2 separate regions of the Mus musculus genome follow, and region 1 is linked to region 2. The links are chromatin loops, found by intact Hi-C in ENCODE. Cell type or tissue: left cerebral cortex. All regions are shown on one strand. Each heading gives the region's core, and the rest is flanking DNA. Links, peaks and the distances in the headings are about the cores only.

What was found. A loop is a pair of places that touch in the nucleus more often than their neighbours do. Peaks named below come from ENCODE experiments on the same cell type or tissue, not always from the same donor. Only the 100,000 strongest peaks of a DNase experiment are listed, where the experiment ranks them.
Region 1: it touches region 2 in a loop (2.3-fold over the local background); 3 of 42 quality-filtered maps call a loop at or near these places.

Annotation. Positions count from the first base shown.
Region 1 is chr2:149,827,569-149,835,900 of GRCm38, reverse strand. Syndig1 (synapse differentiation inducing 1) reads right to left here and starts at 5,118. Exons shown (of 4, transcript NM_001085521.2): 1 at 4,976-5,118. In left cerebral cortex, for the core only: CTCF peaks have their summits at 3,864 and 4,067; DNase peaks (open chromatin) are centred at 5,059, 5,502, 5,811, 6,175 and 6 more places; H3K4me3 peaks cover 3,169 bases; H3K27ac peaks cover 2,820 bases.
Region 2 is chr2:149,926,737-149,935,068 of GRCm38, reverse strand. It overlaps Syndig1 (synapse differentiation inducing 1), which reads right to left. Exons shown (of 4, transcript NM_001085521.2): 3 at 4,027-4,164. Among named protein-coding and RNA genes, the nearest start is that of Syndig1, 100 kb to the right of the region's middle. In left cerebral cortex, for the core only: no CTCF peak of the experiment used is centred there; DNase peaks (open chromatin) are centred at 1,465, 4,884 and 7,439.

The sequences.
Region 1 (8,332 bases), core at 187-8,186, 99 kb after region 2:
GTGATATTTTCTATTTGTGCTTACTGGTTCTAACCATTCTTTGAATCCCCACATCCGTTTGTTGTTTTACTTTAGTAACTTGTTTTACTTTATTTTCAGCAATTGAATAGATTCTTTGTCACCTGGAAGCTTAAGATAATTTAGACTTTGAGACATACATAACATAAATCACCATGTGTCCCACATGGTGGCTGGCTTCTGTTAAAAATTTCCTTTATGGGGGCTTAACTTACAATGTGTCAGGAATCCACTTTTAGTTAGGTTAGATGCTATTGCTCATGTGGCTCTCCTCCATGGTCTCTGGAAATTGTTAGCAGATAGGACTGCTGACGTGTGTCTCACATATTCCTATGGGAGAGCTGGTCTGCCCTCACTGAGGTGTGTACACTGTCCTCCTGAGACTCCGGCCAACCAACAGTTTTAAGATTCAGATACAGGAAGGAGAAGCCCATTCTGTTTTCTCAGCTAGCCAGTGACTATATAAGCATCCACAAGGAAACCTTCAGTTAAGACTTATGGTGGTTTGAATAAGAATGGCTTTGATAGGCTCTTATATTTGAATGCTTAGGGAGTGCTGAAATTTGAAAGGATTAGTAGGTGTGGCCTTGTTGAAGGAAGTATGTCATTGGGGGACAGGTTTTGAGGTTGTAGAAGGTCAAGCCAGGCCCAAGTTGTAAGAATGTTCCTTCCTGCTGCCTGAGGGTCTGCTCTAGCACCATGTCTGCATACGGCCATGCTTCTTGCTATCCTAATAAGGGACAAAACCTCTGAAAGTGTAAGCAAGCCCCAGTAAAATGCTTTATTAAGAGTTGTCATGGTCATGGTGTCTCTTCACAGCAGTAGGACACGAAGACAAGACTCAAACACATCCATTACCTGCAGCTTCTTTCCTTTATCAAACAGTGACCATTGTAAGGATTCTGTTTTCAAAATCCTGAGAAAAATGGGGGTGAAAGCCACAGAATCTCATAAAAGTGAAGAGATTTTTCTAAGGTAGTTCAAAGCACCTGCAGTGAAGCCCAAAGTTTGGAACAATGACCTTTCCACGGGTCTTCCTGAAAGTTCTACAGGGAGAGAGTGGCAGCCAGGAAAGGGAAGAGCTACCCCTCTTCCTTTTGCCCCTAGCACACAATCTGGTTGTAAGAAACAATGACCAAGGAACTGGGCTACAAAGTGATGCTCAGTTGCTCGTGACCACCTTTAAGACAGATTTTTAAACTCAGCAATAATTGGAAACATGCAAGAATCTTGCACAGAGAATGCTTTAAAAAAGAATCATATCTAAAACTACCAGCTGGTCTTCATTATTGCAATTCTGGAAGTATGAGTAAGAATCTAGTCAGCCTGCCTTCAATGGTTGGAATATTGTCACCTTTTTAACATTGTGTCTCAATGTCCCCAGTACAGTGTAAATAGATCATAGGCTATACCCCTCAAAACATCTCACATGAGCACATTTATGCAAAACAGCCCCATGTAACATTTCTATGTAACCTCATTTGCTCCTACCAGCTGATTCTGACAAGTAGACACCCTATCCTTCCTTCCCATAGTGTTTCTAAAAATGTGGTATCTGTTCAAACCACAGGTTGCAATACTGTGCCAGTCTATGCCTAGGGATCTGCATTCTCCAACAGGCAGGGGGACTAGAAAAGAACAAAGGGAGATGTACAGGCCTGCACTGGCATAAAACAAAATTACCAAAGTTTTATATGAGAGGACATGATGAAAGTGCTCACTTAACAAAAGGATAACTAAGGATCCCTTTGTACAGTGCTCTTCATAAAGGTATTTCAAAGTCTACCCAACTCTAGGAACACCACTGACATTTTTTTTTAGGAATAGCTTTTATCTCAAAGAAAATTTAGAGGTACACTAAGGGGCTCTGCAAGGGAAGGCATTCCTCCTGCTAACTCTCCTAGCCTTCTCTGGGGTGTGGCACACCTCTCTATAGTACTAAAATCACACTGGGTACCAAATCCCAGCAGGCATGGCACACACACACACACACACACACACACACACACACACACACCGCCTCCTAGGATCCAGTAAGTGAGACAGGAATGCCCACGTAGGTTTCCTAATGAACCCCTGGAGCATGCAGCACTCTCAGTGAGCCTTGCCAACAACAGCAGCAGACAATTTACATAAGCAATTGCTCCCTAGCAAATAAGACTCATTTGAGGAGGCAAATATGAAGGACAAGTTCAGTCCATTGCAGCCCTTCCAGGTCACTGTTAAATGAGGAAGAAATTAATTGCTTATAATTTACAAATTGAGGTTTAAAGATTTTACCATTTTTTTAAAAAAAATTATTTTGTTGTTCTTGAAGGAACTAGTCAACTAAAATCTTGCTCAGACCCCAGGTAGACAGGTATAGCACATTTAAAAGGCCAGTTTTCCTCAGTAATTGTAATTGTCTTTCCTCCAGCAATGGTCTACTTGTTCTTCCAATAAAAGTAGCGGGCTATCTTTTTTCCCCCCTGCGATATAAATGAGGAGAGGAATATCTTTCCTTGTATGAACATCATCTGTGCTCTACTGAGATCATTAGTAACAGTCATATTTTGAATCCAGAATGTAGCTCAGTGGTATAGCAATGTTTAGCATTTGTGGTGAGGCCCTGGGATCCAATCCAGCATAGAAACAAAACACACACGAATTATTATGATGGCCAGGCCAGCTTGCAATAAACTGCCATCATTCTCAGAGACAGGACCATGTGCAGACAGGTAAAGTCAGCTAGAAATTATTTTTTTTCTTTTTAAAGTTAAAATCAAAATGAAGCACTCACGAAAAACCCGTATGTAAACATATTACTTTTCTAGCTCATTTTAAAAATACAATTTAACAGCAATATAATTTATTATTTTAACCAATACATTTGCTTTGTTGGATACATTCATACATTCATAATTGTATAGGCTTACAGACACCAAATGATGCTATGATTTATTTGTATAATGTGGAATCACCGAATATTCCTCCCCTCAGTCATCCTTTTGGGAATAGATTTTGAAGTCTTTCCCAAACAAGGCCTCCAGGACTCTGAGAAACAAGGAGGAGGCGGCCAAGGCCAAGGGCATCTCTCTACCTTTCCATATCATTGAAGATTTCTGTAATAGGAAAGTTTGAAGTGCTTCCTTCCTGCTCCCTCTTCCCTGGTACCACAGTACCCTCTCTCACTGAAAAGGGGCAGCTAATTTACTATGAGTCCTCTCTGCAGGGGCAGGCAGTGGGGGCAGGGTGAGAAGGGCATCTGATCACTTACAGAGACAAGCTTGTCCCAGCAAAAGGCTAAAGTGTTCCTAGGTGCGAGAGAAGGAAGCAAAGAGGAAAGAAAGATGCTTTCTCACACATCCACAGGCCCCGCACCTGTGGTCTAAAACTTCGAAACGGCGGTCAAAGGCATGAGCAACTTCTCTGAAAATTCCCCTCAGCTTCTCCCCTCCTCCAAACAGACACCAGGCTACAGACACTTTTATCAGGACCCCCTTTCCCCTCTTTGAAACCACTTCTCTGCAAACACCCAAGCTGCAGACACCTTGACAAAGAAAAATCCACAGGCTCTGAGATATGTTAGGAGGTTGTTACCCCCTGCACCGTCCCCCCCTCCATCCCCCACACCGCTCAAGCTGCAGGTCTGCGCAGTTCGCAGCCTGATGGTTACCACCTCGCGGCTCTGCAGAAGAGGGCCCTAGAGATGCATGTCCCGCTGCCTGATTCTAAACAGAAAAACAGCCCCTAGGTATTTGTCAGACCCCTACGTCCCCCAAACAGCTAAACTGAGACCACTGTTTGCTGCACCAAAAACCCTGGTGAGACTATGAAAGACACAGGCAACCCAGTTCTTGCCCGCAGCGCAGAGGCGCCACCTCCACATCAAACACCGCAGGAGTGTGGTGCGCACCTTAAGTCTGAGGCACCGTGTGCCTGCGCTTCTGCTAGCAGAACACCCCACAGAAAATGAGGAATACCAGAAGACCCCTTCTTGTGGTCCTTTAGTAAAGCCAACCAACCCTTATCCTACTTGCCCAAAGCTCAACTGAAGGTTCCTCCACCACACCGCTAGGGTCCAACAAAACAGGCACATGCCCAAAGCCCTTCTTTCTTAAGAAAAGTGTCCAACTCCATGGATGCTCCACTCTCTCCAGTATTTACAGAGAGGACACGAATGAAGTGTAGAAATCACGCCCAGAGACAACAAAATTAGAATCTGAACCCTTTAATCGCATCTGCTTGCGCCCATCTCGGCGCCAGGACTGGCGGCTCCGAGGCTGCAGACTGTCGCGCTGCCAGGGACCGGACAGCTCATAAAAACCGGTCTCGTTTTGGATGGAGGTGAAGGGTTCTAGAAGTCCGGTCTTCCGCTCAGGTAACCGATTGTGCACCCACCCACCCCAATCCTGATGCTCTGGAACTCTACATTCTCTTTCCCCTCGGCCCTTTGCTTTCCTGTCCCATGTGGACCTCACTGACTGCCACCTCCGCGGATGCCTTTCTCGCCAGCCCCTCTTGGACTCAGCTAGGTAGCTCCAGGGACTGGTCGGTATCATCTAGGTGTTCCAGTACACCGGCCTGGCCCCCAGCAGCCTGGCTTTGCCGAACTCAAGACACAGACGCACTAGCTCTAACCGACGTCGCACAGCAGCCCCTTCACGCCGCCTGGGTACCCAAGGTGGCAAGGCGCCAAGTCGCACCCTGGGCCGGTATTACCAGTTCCTGTCCTCTCTGCATCTTCCCCGTCAGGCGCCATCTCCCCTCTCTCGGGGCGACACTGTGTCTCCCTAGTCCGGCCACTGCGACCCTTCAGGACTTACCGCGGCCGGCACACCATCACCGCCGCCTGGTCTGCGCGCTGCGAGGCGGAGCAGGACACCCGCCTGCGCCAGGGCATCCTCTCGCGCCCGCCACACCCGCCCACTCCGGTGGCCCGGGGTCCTCCCGCGCAGCTCTGGTGCTCGGGACTTACCTCCGGGACAAGGTGACCCGGCTGGTGCGCCCAGGCGGCCGCCCGCGCGTCTCGAGAGCCGGGAAGCGTGAGGGGCGCGGGGCGGTGCGGAGCCCGCCTCTGCTTCTGGGCTCGTGGCTCTCCGCCTCTGCCCTCCCCTGCGCGCAGCTTCCCCCGCCGCTCCCCTCCTTGGATCACTGCCAGCGCCCTGGGCTGCCCCGAGCACACAGTTCCCGAGAGCCGAACACAGGGCTGCGGCGCCACCCTTCCAGAACCCGGTCCTCTTGGCCCCTAGGAGCACAAAGGGCGCGGGCTGAACTAGGGGTGACCCGGGATGTGCCGTTCCACTCTTTGGTCTCGCGGAGCCTGGCGACTTGTGTGCAAGAGTATGCGGCCGCGGTCCCCGGGAGAAGGTGGCCGTGAGGAAGAGGAGGGGGAGAGAGAGCGGCAGCACACGAAGGTGGCCACTAACTTTGCTCCAGGCTAGCTGTGCCCTCGCCAGTGATAGCGGCTGGCGGGTGGCCGGGGGCTAGTGTCTGGAAACGTTGGGGCGACTGAGATGGGGGAAGGGGGACTGCCACTGGGAACTAGGAGGACAAGAATTAGCCGCCGACTGTGGAAACGGTGGCTTCCCTTGGTCCTAAAAGACCTCCCAGGCTCCAGGTCGACTTGAGGTTCAGAAGGTTTCTCTGGACACTGTAGGTTCAGAGAAAGACCCACGTCCTGACCAGCAGAAGGAATAAAGACAGAGACCAGCCTGAAATCGGTACTCTGGGACTCAAGCCTGTAGCTCGGACCAACACCATTGTAGGTGCACTGCGGGTGGCCCCATGGTAGTTGCTGTGGAAGGAAACTGGGCCGACGACGCCTTGGGGGTGGGGCAGAGTGGTGGCTTGGAGTAGGTCGAGGAGAGCCCTAGTAGAGCCGCCTACGAAGACAATCTACATTTCAAACGTTGGGGAAAATCATGCTCGAGTGGGCGTGTTTTCCTTACAGATTTTATAGAGAAGGAATTAGAAAATTCGCCAAAAAGAGGATCAAAAGTTGTCTTATCTGAATGACCCCCTTTCAAAACAAGGGAAAATTCACCTTGCTTCAGCTCTCCCAAACCCAAACTTTTTCTCCCTGGGGAGTCAACATTGCTAATTCCCTAGTGGTTCCTTGGATCTATAGCTATCTTGTATAGATTCCTGCCCCTTGCCTCAAAACCAAGATTTTGCCCCCAGAAACTGCCGCATCTAGCCAAGTAGAATTTGGAGTGTCAGAGTTGGAGGTAGCTCAAATCCTGCCTGGGAGCCCTGTGCAGCACTTGGCTTCTGGGGACCTTTAGCTGTACATAGAAAACAAAAAAATCAGATTTGGATGGCTTAGGAAGGAGGTTGAGCTGATTAGTGGACCCAGGTGTGTTCAGAGAAGCTCCTTGCTTGGGTTCATCTGAACGTCTTCTTTACATCTAAATATCACACTCATTCTCAACTTCTGCAGCAGCTAGGCACCTGGCTTTCTTCTACTGGTTGCTCTGAGCTCCAGGCAGCTCTTTTATCTGGGACAGCCTGAAAAGGACATTGTGAGTATCCCCCATTTAGTATCTCTTAAATTAACAGAAACTGTCAGCCTTACCTCTCTCTGTAAAACAGCTTATGGTCTCTGGTTCCTTCCTGAACAGAACATTCTCTGCTCTCCTGTGAACTGCTAGGCTGAGCATCCATTGTTAGAGCCATGCAGGATGCAGAATCAACACTGCTGTTTGTCTATTGAAGAGATGGAGACTTGAAAGGCTGAGAGAGTCTTGTCTCCCAAACTGCCGGGGTCACCTACAACTATAATTCATTCTCTGTGTCTAAGCCAAGCTATCTTGGTAGTCAGCCTTTAGGTTGCCTTAGAGGTTCACTTGGGTTTGCCAGAGCATCTGCTTGGTTTACAACTGCTAGAATTTTAAAGCGAGTTTTCCCCCCAAAATTGCAGTCAGGTAACTTGTCAAATGTAGGGTTAAGACTCACCATGGATCCCAACTGTCTCTGTGTTACCTCCAAATAGAACAATGGCCTCCAGGGTTGAGTCCCTGTGACCTGCCTCTATGTGTTAGATATTGCGAAAATTTTCCATGGATGATTTACTGGGTCTGCATAGGAACACAGGCATTTATTCACAGATGGACAGCATTTTCCAGCCTTTGGTTGTCTGGATAGGTAGGTAGATAGATAGATAGATAGATAGATAGATAGATAGATAGATAGATAGATAGTATGTGTGTTTCTGTGTGTGTGGTGTGCGTGTTTGAATTTCTGAGATAATGTCAAAGACTTATTTTTCTTAATCTACATTATCCACTTTGCCACTTAATATGTTACTTTCTAATTGTAGACTGGATGTTCGCCTCTCAGTTGAAGCTGGGATTTTTATTGTGTTTTAAAAGAAATTTACACTTCCTAGTTGAGAATCATGTATTAAGAGGGATCTCATCTATTACTGTTAGAGGATAGAATACCTCAGTTAATCTGGAATACAGCACACATGTGAGCCAGTTTTTCCTACATGCAAAGTCATAGTGGTTCAGAATGTGATTGTAGCGATTTTGATAAAATATAGCAGTGAAATAAAGGTTTTCAAGAAAATCAGTGAAGAGTTGTCATGTATCAGGCTACAACAGGACACCACAGAAATTGCTAATCTCCAGGAAATTGGCTAACCTTCTCAACAATGCTTATCTCTTAGAGGAGATTACAGAATTCTCAGAGATTTGTGAGGTGAGTGGGGCCAGTTCCTGTGTTGTGAGGAACTGTCACTCAGGTGCTGAACAAGCTGTCAAGCCTTTGGATAGCAGAGATAGGGGACGTGATAAGGAGAATACAGATTTAAGAGTTTTGTTGTTGGTTTCTTGTTAGATAGAAACCACTTCTAAGTGTGTATTTAACTAAAAAGCTCTAAAATTGAAGATTATTAAAAGTATCAGGATGATTTGTGCCATGTGTTTAGGTGTCAACAGCTCTCATCCAAAAATCATCTTTAATAGAAATGTTTAACCTTCTCTAGTTGATCAAAATACCAAGGCAGATAAAATAAGATTGCAACCAATTATAAAGCTATGACAATAATTAGGGCTTTGTTTGTTTGCTGTTGCTTCTCTCCCTCCAAGATCTGTTATTAAGTTGTTTGTCTTGAGTTTAGGAGATTTAAGAATCAAAAGGTTGGGCTGTCTGGTTAAAGTCAAATCTTATTAACTTGGAGAGTAGAAAGATAGCCTTTCCAGTAGCTGATAAATCACCTTAATAAATCACGTTAATTAATAAATCATGTTAATAAACATGGTAGCCAACCTGTACATGGGACATGAATTGCTACCAAACACAAAGGGGGAAAATTCTAACTCCTAAATTA
Region 2 (8,332 bases), core at 49-8,048:
GTTTCAGGACACCATCTGTTGCAGGGGACAGAGTGTAGGGCCACAAAGTCAAATACTACCATTTCCCTCCTGGGATCCCTGTGGCACACATTCTTCAAGTGGGGTGTGGGGGCAAGGGATTGAGGAGGTAGTCCTGTGGTCTTAGGAGTGTGCTTGAACTCAGATAAAAACAAGTTTACTGGCTGATTCCTTCAGCATTCAGTGTGAACATCCAAGTGATCTCATGGAAACGAGGGTCACAAATCCCCTGTTGTGGTGGAGGCTGGGGTTCATGCAGCAGGATCCATTTTAAAGGCTAGAAGTGCCCAGTATTTGACCCCACATACCTCTGTGCTTTCTGCCTTTATGAGATCTGGAAGTTGTTTGAAACCTTGAAACGTTCTTTTCCATTTCAATGAAGATATTAACTTTTTTTAGTTTTAGACTTATTGGAGGGATTAAAGAAGATAAAGTGTGTGCATTAACTGTCTTACAGCAGACACTCAGCAAAATGTGGAGATTATGTCTCCTCTCAACCTAGATTGGAAACACGAGTTTCTAATTTGATCTGCACAGCCCATACCTTTCTCTATAAACTGGTTTATAGAACTGGCTCTCATTAGGGAGCAGATCACACCATGAAAATGACGTGAGCTGAAAGCTACACTTGCTGGCCCTCACTCTGCTTCTATATCGAGTCCTTTGTTACAGATCAGAGCGTCAAGGACAGGCATCCCTGTCAGACTCTATATCCTGAACCTCCCAACCCCAGCAGGGTACCATTGTGCTTTCTGTATGTGCTCCCTCTGGGAAAATGTGGGTGTGGAAATTATTTTGATGTCATGCTGTGGATCAGGAAACAGGCATGGAGGGATTATCCATAAAAGAGGGCTCTGCCTAGAAGAAGGCAGAACCCCAAAAGCCCAAGTTTGTAGGACCAGGCCAGCCATCCGTTCTTTTCACCTCTGATTTAATCTCCCCCAACTCCCATCTTTGCTTAGCTTCCCTGAAGTCCTGTGTATTTCTATAATCTCACTGAGTTGTTGCTTTGACAGTTGATAGGCACAGTTGACTTGCTAGTGGATACTGAGATAGTTTTTTGTGAGAAAGGAAAAGAAACCACAACAAACAACTAAAGTCGCACAGAATGTCAAAGATATCTTTTAAGCAGTGCCACAGCCTAGGGGAGCATAATTTCAGAATAGAGCTGGGATGGGCTGTAGCTCCCTTCCCCCCCCCCCAGCCCCTCCCCCTCGAGGGAGAGGCTCCACAGCTGAGCACTCTGGGCCTTGACAACATCTGCAAAGAACCTCCAGAGAAGGCACTGGGCTTCTCCCTCCAGGCCCCAGGATTAGAAGTCCCAGCTGGTAATGTCCAGGCCAGTGTTGATTCAATTTAGAGACTGATTCTGAGTGTGTCTGTTCTCTTCCATGCCACGCACTCTCCTCTTGGCAGCTGCATGCTCTCCTCAAATGGCCTGGAGATTTCTTTTCTGTCTGCAGTTTGGGCTGCAGAGGCATAAACAGAATGCACAGCAGCCTCCTGGCTGGGCTGAGATTCTGGGAAGTGTTTCAGCATGGAAGCCCCATCTAAAAAGCACTGGGACATAGGCTGTGCAAAGGAGACTCCAACCAGACTGGAAACAGCAGCATAGCTCTGGGTTCCACAGCAGTGAACCCATTATCTAAGTACAGTGCAAATGAGGCTGGGGAGGAGGGAGAGGAGCAGGGACCTTCTCTCCTTTCCCCACCAGCACAGACTTACCCCCACCCTGTGCAAGGAAGTGAGCCTTACTTCCAAAAACATAAAATAAAATAAAATAAAATCAAAAGGTCACTAGAAGCTGGTGGTACAGAAGGTGCACAATAAAATCATCTTGACCACTAAAGGTATTAAACATCTTGACTCCTTCTAAGTCTAAGAGATTCTTACCACATAAAGAGCAGCTTAATATGTGAACTGAGAGTCTGAATTCTCTAATCTCCTTGGCCACAACATGTTCTACCTAGAAGAAGACAGGGCTTCACTGCAGACTATGTGAAGAAGCAGAGATCATCCAGGGTGGTCTTATATAGGTGGGAGCAGATGGCACTCACCATAGATTCCTAACCCAAGTCTTTCTCCAAAGCCTCATGTACCCTCATCTGCATTCTGGACAGTACCTTTGGAGACCTTAGAGGCCAAGCTCATCTGAGCCTGCCTCAACTAGCCCAGGAATCTGGTTGGGATCCGTAGCAGGTTTGATGAAGCTGGCCTCTGGTATGGACACACAGGCCACCATTCCTAGACCTATGTCATTTATCTAGGGTTCCTAGTACCCTGGGAAGAGGTGACACCTCTGCCAGTGAAACATAAGATAAGAACACCACCCCCATTCCAAAGCGTGATGTCAAAGCTTAGCTCTGGTTTCATTCATTGTTGCCTGTGCACCTGCTCCCAGGAGAGCAGATATGCCACGTCCTAGTCTGTGATGTCACAGATTTGAAGTGCAAGATTCAGAGTTTGGATGCAGTTGATAGCATGTTTAGCTCATGAGACAAAGCCACAATGCCGTTATAGAGTAAAGAGCGAGCTGCTTCTTTTCCCTTCATTGTCTTGACCTCCCCTTTATTAGTGAGGCTTATTACCTACCCCAGACTTATGGTACTGCTTCTATAGGCAGGAGCAGACTGGACTCACCATGAATACCTCAAACAGGTCTTTCTCCAAAGCCTCATGTACTACTGTATGAGTAATGCCTTTGGAACCTTGTTAGCCAAGGTCATCTGAGCCTGACTCATCTAACAACTGCCTGGACCCAGGGATCTGGATTTCCACTCAAGTTGATACTTGGAAATCCTGGTCTGCTGCATTCACAGAACACATTCACAAGAGAGAATATATACACAGACCCTCCAGGCTAGGGCTAGCTCTAGAACAAGCTCTTACAATGACCTTAGGGGTCCAAGATCACTCACCCTAGTGCTAATCTTCCAGAATGTGACCAAAGAACACCACAGAACTGGCACTGTGCCCTGTTCCACCCTCCTTGTCTGATTCCATATGTGCCCCTTACACCCGTCCACATACACACCCTGTCCAGTGTACTCTGCCTCCTACTTTGTTGGTGGTGCAGAGAGAGCCACTCAAGGGTTCCCTTGCCACAGCCATCCAAGATTCATCAATTCAGAAGCCATCTAGAAGTAACTACAGGTTTAGGCAGGAAAGCAATGTTCAAACTAGGAAAAATCTATTTCAAGAATGTCAGTTGTTTACAGCCTCACTCTCAGAATTCTATGAGCCAGCAGGGGTATCCTGGCATCCTCAGGGGTCATCTACCACCTGGAGAATCCCCATATGCACTGGAGTCTCTAGTACTCTGTGCTACATGGAGCTGCCTCTCTCCCTGTTCTGCTTTGGACAATGGCAGTGGAAGGTGGTGATGGTAATTTCATGCTTTTCCCAGTGTATATAAATGCCTCTCTTTGATGCATAAGGATAGGAAGGCTGTCTCTTTCTTTGCTAAGAAAAACTTCTTTCAAAGCCTGCATTCCAGTGGGGTGCAGTATAGTAAGATGAGCTGGGAATTGGTACCTTTGGGGTCTCCCACTCAGCACGGGTCCACATGGACTGCTGGGGACCAGGCTCTGTTATATGAATATTTTTTTAAAATGAGCCTTTAACAAGGAAAACAAATCTCATTTTCACCCTTCTGGCCAGGTTCAGTGTTTACAATGTAATCTCTAATATGGTCCAGATGTTCTTCCCCACAGCGACACACCAAGTCTCATTTAAAAGTCAAGCCTGCAAAGGCCATCTGCCCTCAGGCAGGTTGGATGCCTGCTTTGGTCATCAGTTCTGTTTCTGAAGGCAATGCCACCACTACAAGGCCAAAACTGAGTCACCAGGAGGTAAGGCAACCTAACAACAAACTTGCCTGGCACTCTGAGGTACTCCAGCTTGTTGCATACAGACACCCCTCATGGCAATGGATAAGCTTCCTTGGGGATGGTGTGCTTGGGTGAACATCTCCCTGTAGTCTGTATAACCAGCTAACAGAGGCCTTACCTCATGGGACAAGTAGAAGGCTGCAATGCCCAAAGGCCAGAAGCAGCAGAGCATGGAGAAGACGCTGAGTCCCAGGTGATCCCGTGGGGGCATCATGAGGAAGTTGTCCTCACTTTCTGTGTCGCTGGAGTAGTCACTCTGCAGAGACAGTGGGAAGGACAGGAGGGACATCAGTGAAAAAGTAGCCAAATGCCACCAGGCTGAAGCAGGCTCTTCCTGACTGCTGTTTTAGATGCTATTGCTGATGTTCATGTTATCGTGATCATCTGCAAGTATAGACCTCAAGCAATGGTGCATCAGCGGAAAAACTGACCAAGATCAGGGAGAACAAAGGCCTTCCCAGGCTAGAGCTCTTAGACAGTTAAATGGCAGGCGAAATCTGATGGAAAACAATTGTGGTACAAATGGTCCTCCAGCTCACCGGGGTTCAAATTACAGATCTTTAAAAGTTTATCGTAGATTTCTCCAGGTATTAAATACATTCTAACCTAGGACATCTTAGACTTACAGTGAGTTTATTTGGGAGGCCAGTGAGAAGTATCATGTTTCACGTATCTTCAGGATCTTGATGTGGGTTTATGGGTATTAAAAATGGTGGCCTTGAGGGACTTCCAGGAGACAGGCCTTAGCTACATTTTGCTTTTGTACTCTGGACCCAGGGAGGATAGTGTGGATGGAGGAAGAATTGCTGTCTCTGGATACCCTCCAGTTTCCTTTGATTCTGATCTGAGTCAGGAAATAAAGGGCCCGAGCTCCACACAGATGCACGGCCTCCCTCACGGCAATCTGACAGCTGTTCTGGGAGAAGCTGCCTATAGATGTAGCTCTCCCTTCACTGTGATACAGTGGCACATGGGATTCTCAAAGCTCTGGTGAGAATCTGCTGGGAATCTGCTGTGAGGTGGTTTGATTCGTGAGTGGGATGGGAATACCAGGGAGGATGATTCTAGAACTCAGCAGTGGGAGAGCCACCACCTCGATAGCTTGTAGGTCCTGTGCATGCTTGCTTCCCAGATGGACAGCCCTGGCTGGCTCCACCCACTGTAGATTTTTATCTCATCAAAACATAAAGTTGTCATTCCCAACTTTTTATTTTACACAAAGATAGAGCCCTAGCTAACTGCTGCAGACACTGTTTCTAAAAACAAAGCAGTAATGGATCATTTCATTTTCAAAGAGATCATTATCATTCATATCCTGCCCCAAGCTGGAGACCATTGAGTATACACTATTGAGCTTGGCTATGGGATGGTTCCACTTGACACCTGCCTTGCCAGGCTATCCATCTATCACAGCAGCTTGGAGCCACTCATAAACAGATGCCAATGGACCTAGACCCACCCCCTCCCTGGCACATATGTAGCAGATATGCAGTTCGATCCTCACGTGTGTCCTCTTCACCTGCAACTGGAGTGGAGGCTGTCCCTAAAGCTGTTCCCTGTCTTTGGAATCCATCCCCCTGGGTGGGCTGCCTTTCTGGCCTCATTGGGAGAAGATGTGCCTAGTCTTGAAGAGACTTGTTGTGTCAGAGTAGGGGGATAGCCAGGAGGCCTCCATCCCCTCAGAGGAGACAAAGGGGAGATAGGGGAAGGGACTGTGTGAGAGGGGAGCAGGAAGGGGCAGCAACCGGCATGTAAAATGAATAAATAAATAAATAGGAAAAAAGGAAAATTGTTCCATTCAAAATATTTTCTCACAAAACTGTTGGAAATCCTAGCTATGAGGCAGAAAGCATAGCACTGTACTGAGAGGTCAGGAATTGTGTGGGGGAACTTTATTTCTGTTTAGTTAATAGAGGAAACAAGCAAAGAGCACTGGATTCACTCAAATAACAAATAGAGAAGTCCTCCGGTGGTCCTGCATGGAAGCTGGTAACCCACTGTCCACACAGGTCTAGTTCTCTCCACCACATACAGGTAGGCCTGAGGGGTAGGGTCCCCCAGTTTCACTCCCCAGAGCACAAAGTCATCTTTGGAGGCTATAAGGCCAGCTGCCAATCATGCTTCTGTCCTGCTGATCAGTTTTCTCTGCCCAGTCCTGAGTCCCCTGTTTGGTGCAGTCTCTGCTCCGTGTGTCTGGAATTATACAGTGTTCTTTCCACAGCACTACATCTGTGGAATTTCAATTCATTTTATTCTGTACACAATCCCCCATATGGACTCCAGAACAGTAAAGGAAAATGAAAATTACTATCATTATTGCTATCTGAAATGAAAATCAAAACAGCCAGCAGGGATGCATAATTCATACAAGATTCCAGGACTGCACTGCCCAGACCCTGCATAGCATGGAATCACCCATCAGGATGAAGGATGCCCTGTACTCAGTCTGTTACATGGTACCTTTCCACATATAACCCTGTCACCTCTCGGGCTTCTAGAGCTAGAAAACTAGTAATGCATAAAAAAAGATTCCTGACCATAAGTTTGCACTGTTGAACTATACTGCTGGAGGGTCACCTCTGCATGAAGTGCCTGAGAGGTTAGCCTGTGACAAATGCATCAGGGTCTAAGATCACACTCAGAGGACAAAGGTGATCTTTCCTCTGGCCTTCGCTTTCTCAAACTGCAGGTCAAAGCTGTCCTGATGTGGGTAGAGGTTTTGATTCATGGGCAACAAATTTGTACGTTTGTATAGATTCTTAGCTTTTGTGATTTGAGGTTCTGGTGTTTAATTTCCAAAGAATTTTGTGCTACTGAGGTCACTGTGTCCCATGGCAACTCTAGAAATCATTCAACTGTTATTGCCATTTCCATTTTACAGCGCACAAATAAATGAGAGGCTGAGGAAGGTTGACACCCTTGACAAATGACAGCACTGTTCAGTCAGCCCCTCTGTTCATTCCAGGCTTGTGCTGCATTTGAACTCATAGCCAACTGCACATAAAACTGTTTTGTTTCAGCTATGTCTATATATTCCTTGCCTTTGGCCACAGGGACTCTGATGACCTTGCTTATTAATTGCTATGTTCCAAGATGGCTGTGGAGGCGTGGCAGTGGACAAATAGGTACTGAAAATTTCCCAGACAGTCAAGGCTGAGCTCTGCTGCTCAATTACACTCAAGCATACTAGCACTGTAGTCCCTGGCTTTACCTGTCTCTGTAGTATTACAGCACTGTCCCTATGCAGTAAAGAAATGGGCTTCAGGATAAGAATTTTTCGGATTCTTAACTGAACCACATACTGAAGTTACAGAGTTGTTCTTGCATGACGCTAAAATAATTAATCAGTATGGTTAAAATGGATTTTCAAATTTCAAGAGAAATCACAGAGAAAATAAGAACATCCTGGCTTGTAATGCTTCCTTTGCTCTTCCATCTGTAGGATCCTCATAGGTTTAAATGGCCATGGGCATCGAGCCACCAAATAGGGAGGAGAGAAGATGCAGCCAGACCAAGAGATGTGCAGTTTCCTTCACCCAAGGGAATGAAATACAATGCATCACCCACACAGAACACATGTGCCTTGTAGGGCAGCTCTCTTTTAAATCCCCTTCCTAGGGTACTGTCTGGGAATGTCTGCAGCAATGGGAAACACGAAAGTCCAGGACTCATGAGGTCTCTCCTTGTGAGCTACAGGAATCAAGGGAGAGGTTGCTGGCCCTGCAACCTGTGCATGCTGATTGGTTGATCCCCTGACTGGCATATCTCCTCATTGGGCTGATGGGTCTCCATTCTCATTTTTTTCATTGCTAAATAGTTACAAGGTCAATCCTTGTGTTGATCTTTATTCAACTCCACACTCATTGTAGTAATGTGAGCAAGCACTGTGGGTTGTTTCTAGGGGGCAAAGTGTGACTCATCCCTGTCTCTTGGACTTCTTCCAGGTGTCATTACAAGTGTGGGGACCTGGAGTCATGCTCCTTCCTCCACCTGGCCATCTGGGCAGGAAGGTAACCACTTGGCCCTAAAATGAACTCTGAGTGGGTTCATTATACTGAGCCAGCAGCTGCTAGCCACATAAACCTATATAAACTTGAACCACTTAGCATTAAACACAACCAGCAGCTGATTCCTGGGTCTCACTCCACATTCCACTCATTATACAGAAGGCACAGTATTCAGTGTCTATCAGAACATTTCTCCCACGAACACACAGAGCTCATTTCCTTAATTTATAAGGGGATTCTTCCCCAAAATATCACTCCTCATCAGAGATGCCCCAAAACTTGACATACTGTCTTAATCTTCCTTGGAAGAATCTTGACCTATCCAGAAATTCTCTGCAGTGTTGCTCTCTACTAATCTGATCTGTTCGCAGCACCATGCAGGCAGAGATGACAGGTATGTCCTGGCACAGAGAGGAC